Linked DNA regions of Homo sapiens: all the other regions are linked to region 4. Evidence: read pairs that join two places in POLR2A ChIA-PET (ENCODE). Cell type or tissue: endothelial cell of umbilical vein. All regions are shown on one strand.

Evidence for each region. ChIA-PET counts read pairs that join two places held together with the same protein. Peaks named below come from ENCODE experiments on the same cell type or tissue, not always from the same donor. Only the 100,000 strongest peaks of a DNase experiment are listed, where the experiment ranks them.
Region 1: POLR2A ChIA-PET joins it to region 4 with 6 read pairs; 12 of 35 experiments call an interaction of 5 or more read pairs at or near these places.
Region 2: POLR2A ChIA-PET joins it to region 4 with 5 read pairs; 9 of 35 experiments call an interaction of 5 or more read pairs at or near these places.
Region 3: POLR2A ChIA-PET joins it to region 4 with 7 read pairs; 12 of 35 experiments call an interaction of 5 or more read pairs at or near these places.
Region 5: POLR2A ChIA-PET joins it to region 4 with 5 read pairs; 2 of 35 experiments call an interaction of 5 or more read pairs at or near these places.

The regions. Positions count from the first base shown.
Region 1 is chr1:144,550,277-144,555,276 of GRCh38, forward strand. It overlaps RNVU1-2A (RNA, variant U1 small nuclear 2A), which reads right to left and starts at 1,667; the gene lies at 1,503-1,667. It overlaps LOC105379574 (a long non-coding RNA gene), which reads left to right and starts at 1,939. Exons shown (of 2, transcript XR_001737761.2): 1 at 1,939-2,382. In endothelial cell of umbilical vein, no CTCF peak of the experiment used is centred here; DNase peaks (open chromatin) are centred at 1,535 and 1,925; H3K4me3 peaks cover 1,115 bases; H3K27ac peaks cover 1,095 bases.
Region 2 is chr1:144,410,796-144,415,795 of GRCh38, forward strand. It overlaps RNVU1-15 (RNA, variant U1 small nuclear 15), which reads left to right and starts at 1,781; the gene lies at 1,781-1,945. RefSeq lists enhancers at 1,680-2,388, 2,255-2,942, 2,943-3,632 and silencers at 1,706-2,055, 1,880-2,174. In endothelial cell of umbilical vein, no CTCF peak of the experiment used is centred here; DNase peaks (open chromatin) are centred at 1,447 and 1,886; H3K4me3 peaks cover 1,028 bases; H3K27ac peaks cover 798 bases.
Region 3 is chr1:144,543,735-144,548,734 of GRCh38, forward strand. No RefSeq gene overlaps it. Among named protein-coding and RNA genes, the nearest start is that of RNVU1-2A, 5.7 kb to the right of the region's middle. In endothelial cell of umbilical vein, no CTCF peak of the experiment used is centred here; DNase peaks (open chromatin) are centred at 2,697, 2,951 and 3,315; H3K4me3 peaks cover 771 bases; H3K27ac peaks cover 1,019 bases.
Region 4 is chr1:145,278,826-145,283,825 of GRCh38, forward strand. RNVU1-14 (RNA, variant U1 small nuclear 14) reads left to right here and starts at 2,291; the gene lies at 2,291-2,454. It also overlaps the pseudogene LOC101060170. RefSeq lists an enhancer at 2,042-2,766 and silencers at 2,211-2,500, 2,668-3,007. In endothelial cell of umbilical vein, no CTCF peak of the experiment used is centred here; a DNase peak (open chromatin) is centred at 2,386; H3K4me3 peaks cover 937 bases.
Region 5 is chr1:146,385,215-146,390,214 of GRCh38, forward strand. The region is part of intron 3 of LOC112268274 (a long non-coding RNA gene); the gene reads right to left. It overlaps LOC100996756 (a long non-coding RNA gene), which reads left to right and starts at 1,333. Exons shown (of 2, transcript XR_159169.5): 1 at 1,333-2,108; 2 at 2,332-2,875. In endothelial cell of umbilical vein, no CTCF peak of the experiment used is centred here; a DNase peak (open chromatin) is centred at 2,327; H3K4me3 peaks cover 289 bases; H3K27ac peaks cover 719 bases.

The DNA of each region.
Region 1 (5,000 bases), 730 kb before region 4:
GGTTGCCATTCTCGTGTGCATTATATTTCTACTAACCTGCTAATTTTTTTTTCTTTTTTCTTTTCTTTTCTTTTTTTTTTTTTTTTTTGAGACAGAGCCTCACTCTGTTGCCCAGGCTGTATTGCATGCAGTGGCAGGATCTCAGCTCACTGCAATCTCTGCCTCCTGGGTTCAAGAGATTCTCCTGCCTCAGCCTCCTGAGTAGTTTGGATTACAGCCTTGCTGACATACACCACCACGCTGGGCATTTTTTTTTTTTTTTTTTTTTTTTGGTATTTTTAGTACAGACGGGGTTTCGCAATGTTGGTCAGGCTGGTCTCGAACTCCTGACCTCAGCTGATCAGAAGTAGGTGAGGTCAGAAAACGCACCCTGGGAGAGGCTGGCAAAATGCCCAGAACGGCCATCGCTAGGCCTGGGGTTTTCTTCTGTACTGAAATACTACTATTCATGTAGTGCGGGGACAAAACCAATTAGATACTTCTGGGAGTTAAAAAGAGATGAATTTACAGTGCCATTTGAGAAGGGGTATTAAGGAATTTTCCAGGGTACTGACGCGTGTCAGGTGCAAACTGCAGGTTCGGAGAGAGCTAAGTATTTTCTGTCCATGAAGGTGATAAGGGGGGTCTTGAAGAAAGAGGAAGGGGGGAGGACACTGGCGCCAGAAATAGGAAAGGGCTGCTTGGGGGTGGGAAGGATGGGTCGGGGTGCTATCTAGAAAGCTGCCTGGCAGTGGATGTAGGATGTAGAAGCGAGACATCAAACAAGAAGCTGTCGCTTAAATAAAGTCTGAAGATAGACTAGATATGTAAACGGCAGGAGATAGTAGGGAAACTGGACCCGTCTCCTCATAAAACTTCCCGCCTTATGTTTCAGGGAGGACCGCAGCGCATTTCGGCCAAGACAGGTGAGACTGCGGTTCTGACCTACGGGCCTCGATGAATTGCGTTAGGGCACCTGGGCTCCGGGAGAGCCGTTCCACTCCACAAAGTAAGCGTGTTATGTCTGCAAACGAACGGGGACACTAAGAGCCCCAAAGGCCCTGCTTTCATCCCAAAGAACAGCCCCCGTCTGCGTAGTTTGTACCTGGCTCTGTGAGGTGAGAACACATTCCCCGCTAGCACAGAAATCCTACAAACTCCTGAGGGGGCTGCGGTTAGAAGCAGACGCTGTGTAAAAGGGGACTCTGGAAGCTAGAGAAAAACACGAAAATCTTCACAGAGCGTGAGAACCCAAGACGCTGGAGACCGTGGATCAATTTCTGCAATAAGCAGCCTTATGTTCAAAGGGAAGAGCTATGCAGTCTTCGCGCTGGTTAGCCTAGGATAAACCGGCTGACACTCCTTACTTCTCCAGCGAGAAAGACAGCGACATGCCACTTCCTATTTTGCAGGCTTCTGACTGTAACAGTAACACTTAAGGGCACCACAAAAAACACAAACCAATGAAAGAAAGCAGTAACAAGGAGCGTACGGTCTATTTTTGAAACCAGAAAAAAAGAAATCAGGGAAAAGCACGGACACAGCCCCCCACTACCACAAATTATGCAGTCGAGTTTCCCACATTTGGGGAAATCGCAGGGGTCAGCACATCCGGAGTACAATGAATAAGCCTCAGCCCTGGGAAAACCACCTTCGTGGTCACGTTATCTCCCCTGCCAAGTAAATATGAGCTCCTGCACCTCCGCCCCGTACGCCTCACCCTTTACACGCACGGTCACTTCCCCGCGCACCCGCGAGCCCTCCTAGCCCTGACACACAGCTGGGACTCTCAGGTCCGACCAGCGGTCCTGAACCCGCTCCCACGGCACGGGAACTCCTTCGTGGCGAAGCAGCATGTGGCGAAGCGCAGCCTCTGCGCTGCCTCATCTACATAGAAGTCGCCCTATCCGTGATGTCACCGACAGTGCCTTTCCCAGTCCCCGTCTGCTCTTCCACCCCAACCTCCGCCAACTCAGCCGACCAACCCGCTGCTGAGCCGGCAAAGGGAAGTGACGTCTGTCTCTCCCTTTTTTCTCTCCCGCTCCCTTGTCTGTTCTCTCCCAAAGAAGCTGGTCCTTAGCTTCTATTGCGGAGCAACCTTTCGGCGACCAGCTGGAGCCTGGGCACCCTTCTTCAAATAATGGCCTTTAATTCGCAGACGAGAACGTTTAGGATGACAAAAGAAACTTTTTTTTCACGTCCTTACCCTTGTGATGAAGCATTCCGCTTACATATATATATGTAATGTTGGGTTTCTTCAGATATATATATATATATGTATATGTGTATAAATATCCAAATATCCTAAAAGACACGGCCCTTCATGATTCCATGCCATTAGACATTTATAGGACCATGCATGGTGATCTCCTCCACACAAAAATAAATGCTGGTGCAGAACAGGTAAGTGAAATTGAGTACATCAGCTTTTGGGCATTTTAAACCATGGGTCAGAAATGTTAGGGCAAGAAGGCAGGTTGACAGCAAGAGGGAGTGTTTTTCTTTCAATTTTCCAATAGCAAAGTGTTGTTTGCCGCTGTCAGTTCAGAGTGAGGAGACAATTTGTTGTTGTTGTCTGGTTTTGTGGGGGTTTTTGTTTGTTTTTTAGTTTGTTTTTGAGACAAGGTCTCACTGTCCCCCAGGCTGGAGTGCAGTGGCACGATCAGGGTTACTTCTGCCTTGACCTCATGAATTCAAGCAAACTTCCTTACCAATCCTCCCGAGTAGCTGGGACTACAGGCATGTGACACCACACCCTGGGGTGTGAACTGCGATTTTATATTTTCAGTTGGCTCCCTAATGGAATAGGTTCCCTTACTATTCTGGAATACAGATTGTCTTCATGATTATCATTCTCGTGTGCATTATATTTCTACTACCCTGCTAATTTTTTTCTTTTTGAGACAGAGTCCCGCTCTGTCACCCAGGCTGTATTGCAGTGGCAGGATCTCAGCTCACTGTAGCCTCCACTTCCCGGGTTCAAACGATTCTTTTGCTTCAGCCTCCTGAGTAGCCACCTGGCTAATTTTTGTGTTTTTAGTAGAGACAGGGTTTCACCAGGTTGGCAGGCTGGTCTCGAACTCCTGACCTCAAGGGATCGACCCGCTTCAGCCTCCCAAAGTGCTGGGATTACAGGCATGAGCTACCACGCCTGGCTCTCAAACCATTTTAAGTAAGCAAAGGCAGATTTGTCTGGCTTTTTAGTACATTGCTGAATTATCCTCCAATCTATATTTTTAGGAAGGACCTGGGGAATGGCAACATGCACATATTTGGCTAAAATGTGAACCTTTCATGTTCTGCTTGAAAATCCTTCCAATTTGCCTTTTGCAACCAGTTAGTGGCCTTGCCTTCTTCACCAGAATGTGAATTAATTGATAAAGGCCAGAATATTTGGGCTCAAAGGTTTCGACAGTTAAGTCGAATTTTCTGCCAAAGCCTATAGGATCTTGGAGCCTGCTTTAGAAACAGAAGAACGAAATGTGTTTAACTTTAGATCAGGGAAGTCCTTTATTTTTTTTTATTTATTTTTATTTATTTATTTTTTTTGAGATGAAGTGTTGCTCTGTTGCCCAGGCTGGAGTGCAGTCGCGCGATCTCGGCTCTCTGCAAGCTCCGCCTCCCGGGTTAACGCCATTCTCCTGCCTCAGCCTCCTGAGTAGCTGGGACTACAGGCGCCCGCCACCACGCCCCGCTAATTTTTTGTATTTCTAGTAGAGATGGGGTTTCACCGTGTTAGCCAGGATGGTCTCCATCCCCTGATCTTGTGATCCGCCCGCCTCCGCCTCCCAAAGTGCTAGGATTACAGGCGTGAGCCACCGCGCCCGGCTATAATATTCTTAATTCACATTTTGGTGAAGCGGTGTACACAATGGTAGGCTCCCCTCTTCCTGTGGGTTTGGGTTTTACCTTGAAAGGGGCTGTCAGAACAGAAGTTTCAGGGAAGGGGCCAGAGCCCTGGGGACTTTCCTCAGGTGATGGTGATGGAAGAAGAGGCAAGGCAGGACAGGAAGGCTCAGGTAAGAAAGACTATGCAGGTGCAGGGGCAGGAGGAGAAGGAGCAGTTGGAGGCGAAAGAGACAAAGCCTCCTCAATATTTCTCAATTCAGAAAACGTGTCAGTTTACCTCCTTAAGCTTACTTCCTCAATGGAGGCAATTTTCTTAGTTCTTTTTTTTTTTTTTTTTTTTTTTTTTGAGATGGAGTCTGGCTCTATTGGCAGGCGGGAGTGCAGTGGTGTGCTCTCGGCTCACTGCAACCTCCGCCTCCCGGATTCAAGCAATTTTCCTGCCTCAGGCTCCCGAGAGCTGGGACTACAGGAGCCCGCCATCAAGCCCGGCTAATTTTTTGTATTTTTAGTTGAGACGGGGTTTCACCATGTTGGCCAGGATGATCGCCATCTCTTGACCTCATGATCCGCCCGCCTCGGTCTCCCAAAGTGCTGGGATTACAGGCCTGAGCCACCGCGCCCGGCGCAATTTTCTCAGTTCTTTTAGAAATTTTAGAAATTTAGAAATTTGGAAATTTCTAGGTCTCATTGCAAGTAAGTCTCCCATTTAATTTGTCTTGTTCTAAAACCAAATTTCTCTCTCTCTCTCTTTTTTTTTTTTCCTTCAGACAGAGTCTCACTCTGTCGCCCAGGCTGGAGTGCAGTGGCGCGGTCTTGGCTCACTACAACCTCTGCCTCCCAGGTTCAAGCAATTCTTCTGCCTCAGCCTCCTGAGTAGCTGGGATTACAGGAGCCCGCCACCATGCCCGGCTAATTTTTGTATTTTTAGTAGAGACAGGGTTTCACCATGTTGGCCAGGCTGATCTCGAACTCCTGACCTCTGGCTCCCAAAGCGCTGGGATTACAGGCGTGAGCCACCGTGCCCAGCGTAACCAAGATTATTGAGCCATTCTAATTTGTCAAAAGAGTCACATTGATTTTAAAAAAAATAACGTAATGGGCCAGGTACGGTGGCTCACGCCTGTAATCCCAGCACTTTGGGAAGCCGTAGGGGGCGGATCACGAGGTCAGGA
Region 2 (5,000 bases), 870 kb before region 4:
TTGATTGTAAATGTTTCTTATCAGACTTAAAAAGGTGCCTAGATTAGGGAAAAGGCCTGGAAAGGGATTCCCTATAGCATGTAGACTTTCCCCACAAGAGACAACTTTGTAGGGACATTTCAAAATATGATAAAAAATGTATTTTAGGGTAAAATATTTTCATTTCTTTCAGGGCCTGCTATCTGTCATGTAATGCTACACTAGAGTCAGCCTGGAGTTTGGTGTCTTATTGCTACAAAAAGTCTTGAGATCGCTGTTGTAATGTCAGTTGGGCCTGGTCGGATGTGCTGGTCAGTTGTGCCTGAATTCCAAAGGAAGGAGGGTATAATGAGGCATATCTGACCCCTACTTCCCATCATGGTCTGAACCAGTTTTTCAGGTTAACTTTGGAATGACCCTGGCTGAGAGGAGGGGTGCATTCAAATAGTTGAGGGGCTTGGAATTTTATTTGTGGTTTACACTATAGAAAGTATTTTTCCAGTATTACCTGGACAATGTGTCTCCCTGTCAGTATCCAGGAATGGCACCTGGATCAAGCATTTAGTGTTCAGTTGCTACACTCTCACCTAATCCCTCATTTTCAATATTTTGCCATGTTTTCCAGTGACCCAACTGGCCACCATGTCACAGACTTTATGGTCTCCAAGGGAGACCCCTCCATTTCATGTTTTGTGATTTGAGCAACAGACTGGAATCTACTTGAAATTTGCAAATGGTCTTTGACTTGGGCTTTCCAATTTTGCTCTACTTCACAGTGTTTTCTGGGTTATATACAAGGGAGATGATCCAGTCATTTGTTAAGCGCCTCAAATAAGACATGCCCTAGATGTTTTTTTGTTTGTTTTGTCAAATTGGGATTATTTTTGTGTCTTTGGAGAATATAAAATACTAACATGAGGTAAGCACTAAGGTTCTGAGATGGCCGTGGAAGAGATGACAAACTCCATCACCATGCCTGAGAGTGTCCAATCGTCTCTGCGGGGGCCACATATTTTTGTATTACACTGTATTTGAAATAACAACAACAACAAAAAACCCTTCAAGATTCATAAAATTGGACAACTGTCTTTGTAACACTTCTAGTGGTAAAACCAGTAAGGATGGCTAGTTTGCAACCCATCTGAGCAGCCTCTCTGGTTTCATAGATATGTTTTCTCTCTGACATTGAATGGCTTTCAACTTGAAACGGAATGCTACATCACAAAGATAAACAGGTTTGAAAGGAACCGGTTTTCCTTGTAATCCTAAACGTTCAAGTCTGCGCATTAAAAGACATTATCTGAAGAAGGGTGCACAAGCTTCCTGTTGGCCGCCAGAAGGGTTCTCTGCAGGACACAGATCAAGTACCACAGTCTTAGGGGGAGACCAGACGTGGGATCTCTGCGCACCTCCCCAAAGGACAATGGCAGGAGGAAAAGGAGAAAGAGACAGACGTCACTTCCTCCGCCAGCTCCGGCAGCGGGTTGATCGGCTGAGTCGGCGGAGGGTGGGGCGGAAGAGCAGACGGTGTCTGGGAAAGGCGCTGTCGGTGACATCACGGATAGGGCGATTTCTATGTAGATGAGGCAGCGCAGGGGCTGCTGCTTCGCCACTAAGGAGTTCCCGTGCCGTGGGAGCGGGTTCAGGACCGCTGGTCGGACCTGAGAGTCCCAGCTATGTGTCAGGGCTAGGAGGGCTGGGGGCGGGGGGGGTGGGGGGGGGGGGCGTGCGCGGGGCAAGTGACCGTGCGTGTAAAGGGTGAAGCGTGTGAGGCTGTGGCGGGGCGGAGGTGCAAAAGCTCATACTTACTTGGCGGGGGAGATACCATGATCACGAAGGTGGTTTTCTCAGGGCGAGGCTTATCCGTTATGTTCCGGGTGTACTGACCCCTGCCATTTTCCCCCAATGTGAGGAACTCGACTGCATAACTTGTGATAGTAGGGGACTGCGTTCGCGCTTTCCCCTGGTGCTTCTGTGGTGCGAATAGTAGGTGAGCCGTAAGTGTTTTTGTAACTCAGGGTGCGGGCTCGTGTTTTGTGGCTGTGTTCTGTCCGGTCAGTTGTTTCCGTTCGCAACGGTTAGTTTTCCTTTGTGAGGCCATGTTTGGGGACAGCTTAGAACTATCCACTTACTCTCTTGGGAGGCGAATTTCAGTCTCTGTTGGTTGGGGTGTTCTCCCAGGTTAGCTGCCGCGGTACTTGCTAGGTGGAGCTCAGGGATCAAGGGTCGGGAGCTTTCTGGTTTGTTCAGTGCTCCCAGGGCTTCTAACATCTCTTAAAAACTCTGGTGTTTTCTGTCATCCTCGGAGTTACCTCTTAGCCTCTGTTTTTTTTGTTGTTTTTTCCCCCCCTCCCTAAGACAAGTCTCGCTGTACCGTCCAGGCTGGAGAACTGGCGCGATCTTCCCATCTCAGGCTCCCGAGTAGGACAACCGCACGCCACCACACCCGGCTAGTTTTTTCTCTTTTTTTTTTTATTTTCTTTTCTTTCTCTTTCCTTTCTTTTTCTTTTTTCGTAGCAGTTTCACCATTCTGCTCAGGCTGGGCTCCACCTCCTGGGCTCAAGTGGTCCGCCCAGCCTTCTGAAGTGCTGGGATTGCAGGTGCGATCCATCTTGCCCTGGCAGCTCCTGCTTTTCACCACAGCATTCACGGGAGTTTGTAGGATTTCTGTGCTGGGGAAACGTGTACTCAGTTAATAGAGCCAGGTGGAAGTTGTACTCAGAACTGGTGGTTTTCTTTGGAATGAAAACCGTGCATGTTGGGGGCTCTTAGTGTCCCCGTTCGGTTGTAGGCATAACACCCTTGCTTTGTGTAGGGGGAGGGCTTTGCCCGTGCCCTGGTGCCCCGGCGCAGGGCATCGAGGCCTGCAGATCAGAACCGCAGTCTAACCTATGTCTTGGCGGAATACCCTGCTAAGTCTCCCTGGAATGTAAGATGGGAGGTCTTGTGAGGAGGTTTCTACAAGTAAGAAAACAAATTTCCATTCGGTTTTTATTGACAAAATTGAAAATTATAATAACTGAGTCCAGCCTCTCAGATGACAAATGTCTTTTGCACTGAGAGCTGGGAACCGCCGCTTGCCTCAGCTCCTGCGTGCAGGTGCAGCCCTCGCTTCCCTCCACACTTTCTCCAGCGGGTGTCAGTTCCTCCACAAGAGACAGACAGCGTTCTGCAGAACCACAGCGCTCAAGGCCTTCGAGAGCCAAAAATCTCGGAGCGAGCTGCCCTGTCCTGGCTGTACCTCACGACTGACCTAGAAATGGCCTTTGCTGGGAGCAAAGGGTAGGGGGGAGATGGTCGTCGGAGCTGGGGCCTGTGCACTGGACCAGGTTGACCCACGGGAGGGGAGGTACCCAGAGTTAGAAGGGGGCCAAGCACTGAGACCTCACCATCCTCAATCTCCAAAAGGACTCAGAGAGATGCAGAGACTGAGACAAGCTTCCTTTTTTAAGGAAAGAGAAAACTACTGAGGAAGGCCCCAGGGACTCTGAACCAAAATCCAGACTTTTTTTTTTCCACCTGCAGCTTTTTGTTTTTATTTTTGCTTGAGAAGGTGTCTCGGTCTGTTGCCCGGGCTGGAGGGCAGTGGCGCAATTTCGGCTCATTAAAACCTCCATCTCCCGGGTTCAAGCAATTCTCCTGCCTCGGCCTCCCTAGTAGCTGGGACTGCAGGTGCCCGCCATGACGCCCGGCTAATTTTTGTATTTTTATTAGAGACGAGGTTTCACCATGTTGGTCAGGCTGGTCTCAAACTCCTGATCTCAAGTGATCCACCCACCTCAGCCTCCCAGAGTGCTGGGATTACAGGTGTGAGCTACCGCGCCCAGCCCGCACCTGCAGCTTAATCCCATTTCGCTGGTGCAACTTCATCCTTCCGTATGCTCAGGCCAATAAACAGTACTGTAGGCTGGTCGTTCTTTGACCCCCATACATCCTATTGGTCGGAAAATTATGTTTTCTCTTTGGTTAACCGCAGACTTTGATATGCACACTCTTTCTTGGTCTGAAACCCACCCAATAGTCCCATACGTAGATTTTTGGATAAACATAGAAATGGACCCTTCTGATCTGAAAGTTTGAAACTCGATATTTGTTTTATTTGAGTTCCTTCCTTCAGGCCTCTCAAAAAAGATATCAAAGAACTGAAAGTCACCCAGACAATGAGACGCCGGACCCCTCATTCATCCTGATTGCTTCCTTGCCCCTCCCTAGTTCCTGTTTTCTTTCTTTTCTTTCTTTTTTTTTTTTTCTTTTTGAGACAGAGTCTCCCTCTGCCTCCCAGGCTGGAGTGCAGTGGCGCTATCTTGGCTCACTGCAAGCTCCGCCTCCCGGGTTCACGCCATTCTCCTGCCTCATCCTCCCGAGTAGCTGGGACTACAGGCGCCCGCCACCACGCCCGGCTAATTTCTTTTCGTATTTCTAGTAGAGACGGGGTTTCACCGTGTTAGCCAGGATGGTCTCGATCTCCTGACCTCGTGATCCGCCCGCCTCGGCCTCCCAAAGTGCTGGGATTACAGGCGTGAGCCACCGCGCCTGGTCTAGTTCCTGTTTTCTTACACATTGTCACATTCTTTCCCTGCCATCTAAGCCTCTAATTTTGGTTGGTCAGGGAGATGGATTTGAGACTGAGTTCTCATCTCCTCCGCTGCAGCACCCTATTAAAGCCTCTTCCTTGGCAATAACCGTCTCAGTGATCGGTTTTCTGTGTGGCAAGCAGCGGGAACCCCAGTTCTCTGAACTTTGGCAAAGGAATCTCCTGATAAAGGCGGGATCGATTTTACTGACCAAGCTGAAAACGATCAGACGTTTGAAAGCCTTAATCTCGGAGCCTGTCGGAGTTTGGTCTGCCCTTGAGGCTTTTCTTTGGGCCTACCAGTCAAAATCAGCCTGGCCAAACCTGTCTTCAAGGACCAGGGGCAGGGCCGGCTTCTCCCGCCGGGTCGGCAGCCACCTTCCCCTTCCCTGTGACTTGAAGAGAAGCTTCAGGGGGCGTTTATTCAATTTGCGAGGAGCCCGCGAGG
Region 3 (5,000 bases), 740 kb before region 4:
ATGATGAATGAGGGGTCCCAGCATCTCATTTTCTGGATGAATTTCAGTACTTTGATAGCTTTTTTGACAGGCCTGAAGGTCATTTCCTGAGGAAGGAACTCAGATAAAACAAATACTAAGTTTCTTTCTTTTTTTTTTTTTTTTTGAGACGGAGTCTTGCTCTGTCGCCCAGGCTGGAGTGCAGTGGCGCGATCTCGGCTCACTGCAACCTCCGCCTCCCAGGTTCATGCCATTCTCCTGCCTCAGCCTCCCGAGCAGTTGGGGCTACAGGCACCCACCACCACACCCAGCTACTTTTTTGTATTTTTAGTAGAGACGGGGCTTCACCGTGTTAGCCAGGATGGTCTCGATCTCCTGACCTCGTGATCCACCCGCCTCGGCCTCCCAAAGTGCTGGGATTACAGGCGTGAGCCACCGCACCCGGCCAACAAATATTAAGTTTCAAGCTGTAAGACCAGAAGGGTCCATTTCTAGGTTTATCCAAAAAAGCTACATATGGGACTGTGGGGTGGTTTTCAGACCAAGAAAGAAAAAGATTGTGCAGACCAAAGTCTGCAGTTAACCAAAGAAAAAACATAATTTTCTGACCAATAGGATGTATGGGATCAGAGAATGACCAGGCTATAGAAGAACCGTTTTTTGTCCTGAGCATAGGGGAAGGATGAAGTTGCACCAACTAAGGTGGAATTAAGCTGCAGATGGGGAAAAATCTGGATTTTGGTTCAGAGCCCTGGGGTCTTCCTTGAAAGAAGAACCCTGTTTCGGTTTCTGCCTCTCTCTGAGTCCTTTTGGAGGTTGAGGATGCTGAGGTCTTGGTGCTTGGCCCCCTCTAGCCCTGAGTACTTCCCCTCCGGCAGGGCAACCTGGCCCAGTGCCCAGGTCCCAGCTCCAGCGACCATTTCCCCCTACTTTGCTCCTAGCAAAGGCCTGAAGGCCTAGCGGTTCCTGCAGAACCCCTGTCTCCCTCTTTTGGATAAAGCAGAGAGGAAATGACCTGTGTGGAGGGAATCAGGGGCTGCATCTGCACGGAGGAGCTGAGGCAAGTAGGGCAGTTGCGGTCTGTCAATGTAAAGGACATTTGCCATCCAGGAGGTTGGGCTGTTATTATTAGTTTTTAAATTCGTCAATACAAACTTCAGGGAAATGTGTCTTCTTACTTGTAGGAACCTCACAAGACCTCCCATCTTATATTCCAGGGAGAATTGCTGCGTATTACACGAACACATAGGTGAGACTGCCATTCTGACCTGCAGGCCTCGATGTCCTGTGCAGGGGCACCAGGGCACTGGCAAAGCCCTTTCCATACAAAGAGCAAGCGTGTTATGTCTACAACCCAATGGCACCAGTTCCAAGTACAATTTCTACTTGGTTCTATGAGCTGAGTACATGTTCCCCCCAGCACAGAAATCCTACAAACTCCCATGAATGCTATAGGGAAAAGCAGGGGCTAGCCAGGTGTGATGGATCATACGTGTAATCCCAGCAGTTTAGAAGGCCAAGGCAGGGCAGATCACTTGAGTCCAGGAATTGGAGACCAACCTGGGCAACATGGCGAAACTTCAACTCTTAAAAAAACAAAACAACAACAACAACAACAAAACAAGAACAGAAATTAGCCGGCTGCGATGGCTCGTGCCTGTGCTACTCCAGAGGCTGAGGTGGGAGGATCGCTTGAACCAAGATCCCACCAGATACAGTGAGACTCTGTCTCAGGGAAAAATACAAACAAAAAAAAGAGGCTCTGTAAGAGGTGACTCTGGGGACAATGGAAAAACACTAAGGTTTTCAAGTGGTGTTAAAAGCCAGTAGGCCTTGGGGACCACTGAGCAATCTACAAAGCAGGGAAGCCTAGATCCCTGAGCTCTGCCCGCCAAGTACCACCACAGCTAACATGAGAGACCTCCCCCACAGAGACTGAAATTTGCCTCCTGAGGAAACAAGTGACTACAGACATCTGTCCCAGGACAGTAAACAAGAAAATAAGGTCTCACAAAAACAAAAACAGCTGACCACACCATACAATCACTGAGACCGGGCCTGCGACTATAGATGAAAAAAGCAAATGCTGTCTATTATTCATACCATGAAAGACCAGGGGAAAGCACGAACGCAGTCCCCTACTACTGTTGCGGGAATCAGGAGAACAAAGAGACCAACGGGTGGAACAGAAGGATTTTATTGAGTGCACTCGGGCCTAGCGTGAGCCCCGAAGAAAGACAGGGGGCTTGACTTTTATACACACTTCTGAAAGGGGGTTGGCTAGTTTGAATGGTGCAGCAGGAATTTGATGGTGCGAAACTCGCGGGGCAGGCAAGAGGGCTTACAGAAGCAGAAAGAAGGCAGTTAATCAAACTGTGACAGGTCTTGCAACGCAAGCACAGCTGGTAACCTTGCAGCTGCACTGAATGGAAATCAGGAACTTACAAAACTTGAATAATGACAAGTGGCAAGGGGGAAAGACAAGGCAGTAAAGACATTTGTTGTTTTTCCTCTTATACTTGCTGGGGGCGGACCGTGTTGACAAAGTCGCTGGAAATCACTGTCAGAGATGTAGCTTTTAGGATAGTATTGTCCAGGATCTGCTAGGCTCTATCCACTGCAGGCCTTGGTGGGGGGGGAGGGGGGGCCTGCGAAGCACAGGAAAACTTGTCTTTTCGTTGTAACTTCCGCTTCGTTACTACAAGTTACGCAGCTGAGCTTCCCACGTTAGAGAAAATGACAGAACAGCACACTTGAAATGAAATAGTTGAGTCGGGTTTAAAAGCCATTTCAGTAACCACAATATCTGCCCTGCCACATAAATAAGATTGCACCTATCTCCGCCCCGCCACAGCTCCATACGCCTCACCCTTTAAACGCACAGTCACTTGCCCCAGCACCACTCCAGCCAATCCCCAACCACCCCGAGCCCTCCTAGCCCTAACACACAGCTGGGACTCTCATGTCCAGCCAGTGGTCCTGGACTTGCTCCTACAGCGCGGGAAATCCTTCGTGGCGAAGCAGCAGCCCCTGCGCTGCCTCATCTACATAGAAACGCCCTATCGGTGATGTCACCGACAGTGCCTTTCCCAGTCTCCTTCTGCTCTTCCGCCCCACCCTCCGCCACTCAGCCTACCAACCCGCTGGGGGAGCCGACGGAGGAAGTGACGTCTGCTGTCCCACCTCTCCCTCCCGCCCTTGTCCTTTCCGGAGGTGCGCCCAGACCCCGCATCTAGTATCCCCCAAAGAAGCGACTACTTAACTTGTGTCCTGCGGAGGACCCTTCTGGCGGCCAGCTGGAAGCTGTGCGCCGGTCTTCAAATAGTGGCTTTTAATTCGCAGACTAGAACATTTAGGATTACAAAGAAAACCGTTTCCTTTCAAAGCTGTTTATCTTTGTGAAGTAGCATTTTGCTTAAAATTGGAAGCCTTTGACTATCAGAGAGAAATCATATCTATGAAACTAGAGAGGCTGCTCAGATGACTGCAAACCAGCCATCCTTGCTGGTTTTACCAGTAGTAGTGTTATAAAGAATGTTGTCCAATTTCATGAGTCTCGTAGGTTTGTTTTTTTGTTTTTCAAATACAGTATTGTACAAAAAGGAAGCAGAATGTGGTTGCTGTCACAATGTAATGCCTCTCTGGGCCTGAGAATTTGGAAAGGCTCACACTCCTCATAAAAGTTCTCTTCTTTCCTCATTCTCCCTTTAGATAAAAAGTCTTTTTTTTTTTTTTTTTTTTTTTTGAGACGGAGTCTCGCTCTGTCGGCGGGATCTCGGCTCACTGCAAGCTCCGCCTCCCGGGTTCACGCCATTCTCCTGCCTCAGCCTCCCGAGTAGCTGGGACTACAGGCGCCCGCCACGACGCCCGGCTAATTTTTTGTATTTTTAGTAGAGGCGGGGTTTCACTGTGTTAGCCAGGATGGTCTCGATCTCCTGACCTCATGATCCGCCCGCCTCTGCCTCCCAAAGTGCTGGGATTACAGGCGTGAGCCACCGCGCCCGGCCAGATAAAAAGTCTTTCTTGAAAGCATTGTTGATCAAAAGCTGTATCTCTCCTTGCCAGAAAGGCTCATTCCCAGATAGTCCTGTCCCACACTGGGGGCAGGGGAGGAAAGGAGCCCTCTCACTAAGGAATTTTTAACAGTGCCCAGAAGCTGAATTGGCATCACAGAATTGGGGGCGGGGGGGGAGACAGAGAGATCTCGGCCAATTCTATAGTTGCTGTCACTTGTTGAATCATCTCTAGTCTTCAGAGTACCATGAAAACAATGAGAAATACATAACATTAATAATTTGACTAGTGGAGATATAATGCACACAAGAATGATAATCACAAAGAGAATCTATATCCCGAAACAGTAAGGGAACCTATTCCATTAGGCAGCCAACTGAAAACATCAGGGAAAACATCAAATACCATTTCTTCTTTAGTGATTTATTGTAGCCAAGTGGCTTCCTTTCTAATTTTTTTTCTAGAGAAGGTTCTACTGCATGGGAAACATTTATGTATATGCAACAAAAGGTATTTGCCACCACACATACATCTCCCTGCTCAGCTAAATATATCATCTAAAGTGATGTGATTACCTAGTACAACCTTAGCCAGTGAATAAATAGCTTTTTATTGAGCTGCAAAAGAGGCCGCAGTTTCATCAGCAATGTTTTTCTTTCTTTTTTCTTTTTCTTTCAGAGACAGCGTCTGTCTCTGTGTCCCAGGCTGGAGTGCAGTGGTGCCATCATAGCTCACTGCAGCCTTCAACTCCTGGGCTTAAGTGATCCTCCTGCCTCAGCCCCCGAGTCACTGGGATTACAGGCCAGAGCCACCATGCCTGGTTTTCATCAGCAGTGTTTCCTGAGGTTACAGAAAGATTTATAATCCTAGGAAGAAACACTCCCTTGAAGCAAAAGTGCTCTCCCCGCAAAAATGCAAGGAGCTATCTTCTTGATAGCCGGGCAGATAATTCTCAGGTTTTGCCCCACTGAATCTCTATCTAAAATAGAGCAGTGGTCATGCCTAGT
Region 4 (5,000 bases):
GATCAAGTTGCCAGCAGGTTCAGTGTCTAGTGAAGGCCCATTCCTCTGTCATCCAGGCTGAAGTGCAGTGTTGCAAGCTTGGGTCACTGCAACCTTCACCTCCCAGGCTCAAGTAACCCTCCCACCTCAGCCTCCTGAGTAGCTGGGACCACAGGTGCTCACCACCATGCCTGGCTAATTTTTTTTTTTTTTTTTTTTTTTGTAGAGATGGGGTTTCACCATGTTTCCCAGGCTGGTCTCAAACTCCTGGACTCAGGCAATCTGCCAGCCTCCTGAGGGAGTGCTGGGATTACAGGCATGAGCCACTGTGCCCACCCCCAAAATTCTACTCATATATATGCATAATTACATAGTTACCAGCCGTTATTTTCTGATACTTTGACTGGCAATTGGTTGAAAGAGTTTATCTAAAGACCTGGAATCCATAGAAGGCAGTCTCTGTGTTAAGGGGTTGTTCTTATTATGCAGATGAAGCCTCCAGGTAGCAGGCTTCAGAGAGAATTGATTGTAAATGTTTCTTATCAGACTTAAAAAGGTGCCTAGATTAGGGAAAAGGCCTGGAAAGGGATTCCCTGTAGCATGTAGACTTTCCCCACAAGAGACAACTTTGTAGGGACATTTCAAAATATGATAAAAAATGTATTTTAGGGTAAAATATTTGTATTTCTTTCAGGGCCTGCTATCTGTCATGTAATGCTACACTAGAGTCAGCCTGGAGTTTGGTGTCTTATTGCTACAAAAAGTCTTGAGATCGCTGTTGTAATGTCAGTTGGGCCTGGTCGGATGTGCTGGTCAGTTGTGCCTGAATTCCAAAGGAAGGAGGGTATAATGAGGCATATCTGACCCCTACTTCCCATCATGGTCTGAACCAGTTTTTCAGGTTAACTTTGGAATGACCCTGGCTGAGAGGAGGGGTGCATTCAAATAGTTGAGGGGCTTGGAATTTTATTTGTGGTTTACACTATAGAAAGTATTTTTCCAGTATTACCTGGACAATGTGTCTCCCTGTCAGTATCCAGGAATGGCACCTGGATCAAGCATTTAGTGTTCAGTTGCTACACTCTCACCTAATCCCTCATTTTCAATATTTTGCCATGTTTTCCAGTGACCCAACTGGCCACCATGTCACAGACTTTATGGTCTCCAAGGGAGACCCCTCCATTTCATGTTTTGTGATTTGAGCAACAGACTGGAATCTACTTGAAATTTGCAAATGGTCTTTGACTTGGGCTTTCCAATTTTGCTCTACTTCACAGTGTTTTCTGGGTTATATACAAGGGAGATGATCCAGTCATTTGTTAAGCGCCTCAAATAAGACATGCCCTAGATGTTTTTTTGTTTGTTTTGTCAAATTGGGATTATCTTTGTGTCTTTGGAGAATATAAAATACTAACATGAGGTAAGCACTAAGGTTCTGAGATGGCCGTGGAAGAGATGACAAACTCCATCACCATGCCTGAGAGTGTCCAATCGTCTCTGCGGGGGCCACATATTTTTGTATTACACTGTATTTGAAATAACAACAACAACAACAAAAAACCCTTCAAGATTCATAAAATTGGACAACTGTCTTTGTAACACTTCTAGTGGTAAAACCAGTAAGGATGGCTAGTTTGCAACCCATCTGAGCAGCCTCTCTGGTTTCATAGATATGTTTTCTCTCTGACATTGAACGGCTTTCAACTTGAAACGGAATGCTACATCACAAAGATAAACAGGTTTGAAAGGAACCGGTTTTCCTTGTAATCCTAAACGTTCAAGTCTGCGCATTAAAAGACATTATCTGAAGAAGGGTGCACAAGCTTCCTGTTGGCCGCCAGAAGGGTTCTCTGCAGGACACAGATCAAGTACCACAGTCTTAGGGGGAGACCAGACGCGGGATCTCTGCACACCTCCCCAAAGGACAATGGCAGGAGGAAAAGGAGAAAGAGACAGACGTCACTTCCTCCGCCAGCTCCGGCAGCGGGTTGATCGGCTGAGTCGGCGGAGGGTGGGGCGGAAGAGCAGACGGGGACTGGGAAAGGCGCTGTCGGTGACATCACGGATAGGGCGATTTCTATGTAGATGAGGCAGCGCAGGGGCTGCTGCTTCGCCACTAAGGAGTTCCCGTGCCGTGGGAGCGGGTTCAGGACCGCTGGTCGGACCTGAGAGTCCCAGCTGTGTGTCAGGGCTAGGAGGGCTGTGGGCGGTGGGGGGGTGGGGTGGGGGGGGGGGCGTTCGCGGGGCAAGTGACCGTGCGTGTAAAGGGTGAAGCGTGTGAGGCTGTGGCGGGGCGGAGGTGCAAAAGCTCATACTTACCTGGAAGGGGAGATACCATGATCACGAAGGTGGTTTTTCTCAGGGCGAAGCTTATCCATTGCGTTCCGGATGTGCTGACCCCTGCGATTTCCCCAAGTGTGGGAAACTCGAGTGCATAATTTGTGATAGTAGGGAACTACGTTCGCGCTTTCTCTTGGTGCTTCTGTGGTGCGAATAGTAGGTGAGCCGTAAGTGTTTTTGTAATTCAGGGTGCGGGCTCGTGTTTTGTGGCTGTGTTCTGTCCGGTCAGTTGTTTCCGTTCGCAACGGTTAGTTTTCCTTTGTGAGGCCATGTTTGGGGACAGCTTAGAACTATCCACTTGCTCTCTTGGGAGGCGAATTTCAGTCTCTGTTGGTTGGGTTGTTCTCCCAGGTTAGCTGCCGCGGTACTTGCTAGGTGGAGCTCAGGGATCAAGGGTCGGGAGCTTTCTGGTTTGTTCAGTGCTCCCAGGGCTTCTAACATCTCTTAAAAACTCTGGTGTTTTCTGTCATCCTCGGAGTTACCTCTTAGCCTCTGTTTTTTTGTTGTTGTTTTTTCCCCCCCTCCCTAAGACAAGTCTCGCTGTACCGTCCAGGCTGGAGAAGTGGCGCGATCTTCCCATCTCAGGCTCCCGAGTAGGACAACCGCACGCCACCACACCCGGCTAGTTTTTTCTCTTTTTTTTTTTTTCTTTTCTTTTCTTTCTCTTTCTTTTTCTTTTTTCGTAGCGGTTTCACCATTCTGCTCAGGCTGGGCTCCAACTCCTGGGCTCAAGTGGTCCGCCCAGCCTTCTGAAGTGCTGGGATTACAGGTGCGATCCATCTTGCCCTGGCAGCTCCTGCTTTTCACCACAGCATTCACGGGAGTTTGTAGGATTTCTGTGCTGGGGAAACGTGTACTCAGTTAATAGAGCCAGGTGGAAGTTGTACTCAGAACTGGTGGTTTTCTTTGGAATGAAAACCGTGCATGTTGGGGGCTCTTAGTGTCCCCGTTCGGTTGTAGGCATAACACCCTTGCTTTGTGTAGGGGGAGGGCTTTGCCCATGCCCTGGTGCCCCGGCGCAGGGCATCGAGGTCTGCAGTTCAGAACCGCAGTCTAACCTATGTCTTGGCGGAATACCCTGCTAAGTCTCCCTGGAATGTAAGATGGGAGGTCTTGTGAGGAGGTTTCTACAAGTAAGAAAACAAATTTCCATTCGGTTTTTATTGACAAAATTGAAAATTATAATAACTGAGTCCAGCCTCTCAGATGACAAATGTCTTTTGCACTGAGAGCTGGGAACCGCCGCTTGCCTCAGCTCCTGCGTGCAGGTGCAGCCCTCGCTTCCCTCCACACTTTCTCCAGCGGGTGTCAGTTCCTCCACCAGAGGCAGACAGCGTTCTGCAGAACCACAGCGCTCAAGGCCTTCGAGAGCCAAAAATCTCGGAGCGAGCTGCCCTGTCCTGGCTGTACCTCACGACTGACCTAGAAATGGCCTTTGCTGGGAGCAAAGGGTAGGGGGGAGATGGTCGTCGGAGCTGGGGCCTGTGCACTGGACCAGGTTGACCCACGGGAGGGGAGGTACCCAGAGTTAGAAGGGGGCCAAGCACTGAGACCTCACCATCCTCAATCTCCAAAAGGACTCAGAGAGATGCAGAGACTGAGACAAGCTTCCTTTTTCAAGGAAAGAGAAAACTACTGAGGAAGGCCCCAGGGGCTCTGAACCAAAATCCAGACTTTTTTTTCCACCTGCAGCTTTTTGTTTTTATTTTTGCTTGAGAAGGTGTCTCGGTCTGTTGCCTGGGCTGGAGGGCAGTGGCGCAATTTCGGCTCATTAAAACCTCCATCTCCCGGGTTCAAGCAATTCTCCTGCCTCGGCCTCCCTAGTAGCTGGGACTACAGGTGCCCGCCATGACGCCCGGCTAATTTTTGTATTTTTATTAGAGACGAGGTTTCACCATGTTGGTCAGGCTGGTCTCAAACTCCTGATCTCAAGTGATCCACCCACCTCAGCCTCCCAGAGTGCTGGGATTACAGGTGTGAGCTACCGCGCCCAGCCCGCACCTGCAGCTTAATCCCATTTCGCTGGTGCAACTTCATCCTTCCGTATGCTCAGGCCAATAAACAGTACTGTAGGCTGGTCGTTCTTTGACCCCCATACATCCTATTGGTCGGAAAATTATGTTTTCTCTTTGGTTAACCGCAGACTTTGATATGCACACTCTTTCTTGGTCTGAAACCCACCCAATAGTCCCATACGTAGATTTTTGGATAAACATAGAAATGGACCCTTCTGATCTGAAAGTTTGAAACTCGATATTTGTTTTATTTGAGTTCCTTCCTTCAGGCCTCTCAAAAAAGATATCAAAGAACTGAAAGTCACCCAGACAATGAGATGCCGGACCCCTCATTCATCCTGATTGCTTCCTTGCCCCTCCCTAGTTCCTGTTTTCTTTCTTTTCTTTTTTCTTTTTTTTTCTTTTTTCTTTTTGAGACAGAGTCTCCCTCTGCCTCCCAGGCTGGAGTGCAGTGGCGCTATCTTGGCTCACTGCAAGCTCCGCCTCCCGGGTTCACGCCATTCTCCTGCCTCAGCCTCCCGAGTAGCTGGGACTACAGGCGCCCGCCACCACTCCCGGCTAATTTCTTTTCGTATTTCTAGTAGAGACGGGGTTTCACCGTGTTAGCCAGGATGGTCTCGATCTCCTGACCTCGTGATTCGCCCGCCTCGGCCTCCCAAAGTGCTG
Region 5 (5,000 bases), 1.1 Mb after region 4:
CCTCTAACTTTTCACTAGGCATGACCACTGCTCTATTTTAGATAGAGATTCAGTGCGGCAAAACCTGAGAATTATCTGCCCGGCTAGCAAGAAGATAGCTCCTTGCATTTTTGCGGGGAGAGCACTTTTGCTTCAAGGGAGTGTTTCTTCCCAGGATTATAAATCTTTCTGTAACCTCAGGAAACACTGCTGATGAAAACCAGGCATGGTGGCTCTGGCCTGTAATCCCAGTGACTCGGGGGCTGAGGCAGGAGGATCACTTAAGCCCAGGAGTTGGAGGCTGCAGTGAGCTATGATGGCACCACTGCACTCCAGCCTAGGCCACAGAGACAGATGCTGTCTCTGAAAGAAAAAGAAAAAAGAAAGAAAAACATTGCTGACGAAACTGCGGCCTCTTTTGCAGCTCAATAAAAAGCTATTTATTCACTGGCTAAGGTTGTACTAGGTAATCACATCACTTTAGATGATATATTTAGCTGAGCAGGGAGATGTATGTGTGGTGGCAAATACCTTTTGTTGCATATACATAAATGTTTCCCATGCAGTAGAACCTTCTCTAGAAAAAAAAATTAGAAAAGAAGCCACTTGGCTACAAGAAATCACTAAAGAAGAAATGGTATTTGATGTTTTCCCTGATGTTTTCAGTTGGCTGCCTAATGGAATAGGTTCCCTTACTGTTTCGGGATATAGATTCTCTTTGTGATTATCATTCTTGTGTGCATTATATCTCCACTAGTCAAATTATTAATGTTATGTATTTCTCATTGTTTTACTTCTTTTGAGAAACGAAATTCATGGTACTCTGAAGACTAGAGATGATTCAACAAGTGACAGCAACTATAGAATTGGCCGAGATCTCTCTGTCTCCCCCCCCCCCCCGCCCCCAATTCTGTGATGCCAATTCAGCTTCTGGGCACTGTTAAAAATTCCTTAGTGAGAGGGCTCCTTTCCTCCCCTGCCCCCAGTGTGGGACAGGACTATCTGGGAATGAGCCTTTCTGGCAAGGAGAGATACAGCTTTTGATCGACAATGCTTTCAAGAAAGACTTTTTATCTGGCCGGGCGCGGTGGCTCACGCCTGTAATCCCAGCACTTTGGGAGGCAGAGGCGGGCGGATCATGAGGTCAGGAGATCGAGACCATCCTGGCTAACACAGTGAAACCCCGCCTCTACTAAAAATACAAAAAATTAGCCGGGCGTGGTGGCGGGCGCCTGTAGTCCCAGCTACTCGGGAGGCTGAGGCAGGAGAATGGCGTGAACCCGGGAGGCGGAGCTTGCAGTGAGCCGAGATCCCGCCGACAGAGCGAGACTCCGTCTCAAAAAAAAAAAAAAAAAAAGACTTTTTATCTAAAGGGAGAATGAGGAAAGAAGAGAACTTTTATGAGGAGTGTGAGCCTTTCCAAATTCTCAGGCCCAGAGAGGCATTACATTGTGACAGCAACCACATTCTGCTTCCTTTTTGTACAATACTGTATTTGAAAAACAAAAAAAAAAACCTACGAGACTCATGAAATTGGACAACATTCTTTATAACACTACTACTGGTAAAACCAGCAAGGATGGCTGGTTTGCAGTCATCTGAGCAGCCTCTCTAGTTTCATAGATGTGATTTCTCTCTGATAGTCAAAGGCTTCCAATTTTAAGCAAAATGCTACTTCACAAAGATAAACAGCTTTGAAAGGAAACGGTTTTCTTTGTAATCCTAAACGTTCTAGTCTGCGAATTAAAAGCCACTATTTGAAGACCGGCGCACAGCTTCCAGCTGGCCGCCAGAAGGGTCCTCCGCAGGACACAGGTTAAGTAGTCGCTTCTTTGGGGGATACTAGATGCGGGGTCTGGGCGCACCTCCGGAAAGGACAAGGGCGGGAGGGAGAGGTGGGACAGCAGACGTCACTTCCTCCGTCGGCTCCCCCAGCGGGTTGGTAGGCTGAGTGGCGGAGGGTGGGGCGGAAGAGCAGAAGGAGACTGGGAAAGGCACTGTCGGTGACATCACCGATAGGGCGTTTCTATGTAGATGAGGCAGCGCAGGGGCTGCTGCTTCGCCACGAAGGATTTCCCGTGCCGTGGGAGCGGGTTCAGGACCGCTGGTCGGACCTGAGAGTCCCAGCTGTGTGTGAGGGCTAGGAGGGCTGGGGGTGGTTGGGGATTGGCTGGAGTGGTGCTGGGGCAAGTGACTGTGCGTTTAAAGGGTGAGGCGTATGGAGCTGTGGCGGGGCGGAGATAGGTGCAATCTTATTTATGTGGCAGGGCAGATATTATGGTTACTGAAATGCCTTTTAAACCCGACTCAACTATTTCATTTCAAGTGTGCTGTTCTGTCATTTTCTCCAAGGTGGGAAGCTCAGCTGTGTAATTTGTAGTAACGAAGCAGAAGTTACAACGAAAAGACAAGTTTTCCTGTGCTTGGCAGGGCCCCCCTCCCCCCCACCAAGGCCTGCAGTGGATAGAGCCTAGCAGATCCTGGACAATACTATCCTAAAAGCTACATCTCTGACAGTGATTTCCAGCGACTTTGTCAACACGGTCCGCCCCCAGCAAGTATAAGAGGAAAAACAACAAATGTCTTTACTGCCTTGTCTTTCCCCCTTGCCACTTGTCATTATTCAAGTTTTGTAAGTTCCTGATTTCCATTCAGTGCAGCTGCAAGGTTACCAGCTGTGCTTGCGTTGCAAGACCTGTCACAGTTTGATTAACTGCCTTCTTTCTGCTTCTGTAAGCCCTCTTGCCTGCCCCGCGAGTTTCACACCATCAAATTCCTGCTGCACCATTCAAACTAGCCAACCCCCTTTCAGAAGTGTGTATAAAAGTCAAGCCCCCTGTCTTTCTTCGGGGCTCATGCTAGGCCCGAGTGCATTCAATAAAATCCTTCTGTTCCACCCGTTGGTCTCTTTGTTCTCCTGATTCCCGCAACAGTAGTAGGGGACTGCGTTCGTGCTTTCCCCTGGTCTTTCATGGTATGAATAATAGACAGCATTTGTTTTTTTCATCTATAGTCGCAGGCCCAGTCTCAGTGATTGTATGGTGTGGTCAGCTGTTTTTGTTTTTGTGAGACCTTATTTTCTTGTTTACTGTCCTGGGACAGATGTCTGTAGTCACTTGTTTCCTCAGGAGGCAAATTTCAGTCTCTGTGGGGGAGGTCTCTCATGTTAGCTGTGGTGGTACTTGGTGGGCAGAGCTCAGGGATCTAGGCTTCCCTGCTTTGTAGATTGCTCAGTGGTCCCCAAGGCCTACTGGCTTTTAACACCACTTGAAAACCTTAGTGTTTTTCCATTGTCCCCGGAGTCACCTCTTACAGAGCCTCTTTTTTTTGTTTGTATTTTTCCCTGAGACAGAGTCTCACTGTATCTGGTGGGATCTTGGTTCAAGCGATCCTCCCACCTCAGCCTCTGGAGTAGCACAGGCACGAGCCATCGCAGCCGGCTAATTTCTGTTCTTGTTTTGTTGTTGTTGTTGTTGTTGTTTTGTTTTTTTAAGAGTTGAAGTTTCGCCATGTTGCCCAGGTTGGTCTCCAATTCCTGGACTCAAGTGATCCGCCCTGCCTTGGCCTTCTAAACTGCTGGGATTACACGTATGATCCATCACACCTGGCTAGCCCCTGCTTTTCCCTATAGCATTCATGGGAGTTTGTAGGATTTCTGTGCTGGGGGGAACGTGTACTCAGCTCATAGAACCAAGTAGAAATTGTACTTGGAACTGGTGCCATTGGGTTGTAGACATAACACGCTTGCTCTTTGTATGGAAAGGGCTTTGCCAGTGCCCTGGTGCCCCTGCACAGGGCATCGAGGCCTGCAGGTCAGAATGGCAGTCTCACCTATGTGTTCGTGTAATACGCAGCAATTCTCCCTGGAATATAAGATGGGAGGTCTTGTGAGGTTCCTACAAGTAAGAAGACACATTTCCCTGAAGTTTGTATTGACGAATTTAAAAACTAATAATAACAGCCCAACCTCCTGGATGGCAAATGTCCTTTACATTGACAGACCGCAACTGCCCTACTTGCCTCAGCTCCTCCGTGCAGATGCAGCCCCTGATTCCCTCCACACAGGTCATTTCCTCTCTGCTTTATCCAAAAGAGGGAGACAGCGGTTCTGCAGGAACCGCTAGGCCTTCAGGCCTTTGCTAGGAGCAAAGTAGGGGGAAATGGTCGCTGGGGCTGGGACCTGGGCACTGGGCCAGGTTGCCCTGCAGGAGGGGAAGTACTCAGGGCTAGAGGGGGCCAAGCACCAAGACCTCAGCATCCTCAACCTCCAAAAGGACTCAGAGAGAGGCAGAAACCGAGACAGGGTTCTTCTTTCAAGGAAGACCCCAGGGCTCTGAACCAAAATCCAGATTTTTCCCCATCTGCAGCTTAATTCCACCTTAGTTGGTGCAACTTCATCCTTCCCCTATGCTCAGGACAAAAAACGGTTCTTCTATAGCCTGGTCATTCTCTGATCCCATACATCCTATTGGTCAGAAAATTATGTTTTTTCTTTGGTTAACTGCAGACTTTGGTCTGCACAATCTTTTTCTTTCTTGGTCTGAAAACCACCCCACAGTCCCATATGTAGCTTTTTTGGATAAACCTAGAAATGGACCCTTCTGGTCTTACAGCTTGAAACTTAATATTTGTTGGCCGGGTGCGGTGGCTCACGCCTGTAATCCCAGCACTTTGGGAGGCCGAGGCGGGTGGATCACGAGGTCAGGAGATCGAGACCATCCTGGCTAACACGGTGAAACCCCGTCTCTACTAAAAATACAAAAAAGTAGCTGGGTGTGGTGGTGGGTGCCTGTAGTCCCAGCTGCTCGGGAGGCTGAGGCAGGAGAATGGCATGAACCTGGGAGGCGGAGGTTGCAGTGAGCTGAGATCGCGCCACTCTGCACTCCAGCCTGGGCGACAGAGCAAGACTCCGTCTCAAAAAAAAAAAAAAAAAAAGAAAGAAACTTAGTATTTGTTTTATCTGAGTTCCTTCCTCAGGAAATGACCTTCAGGCCTGTCAAAAAAGCTATCAAAGTACTGAA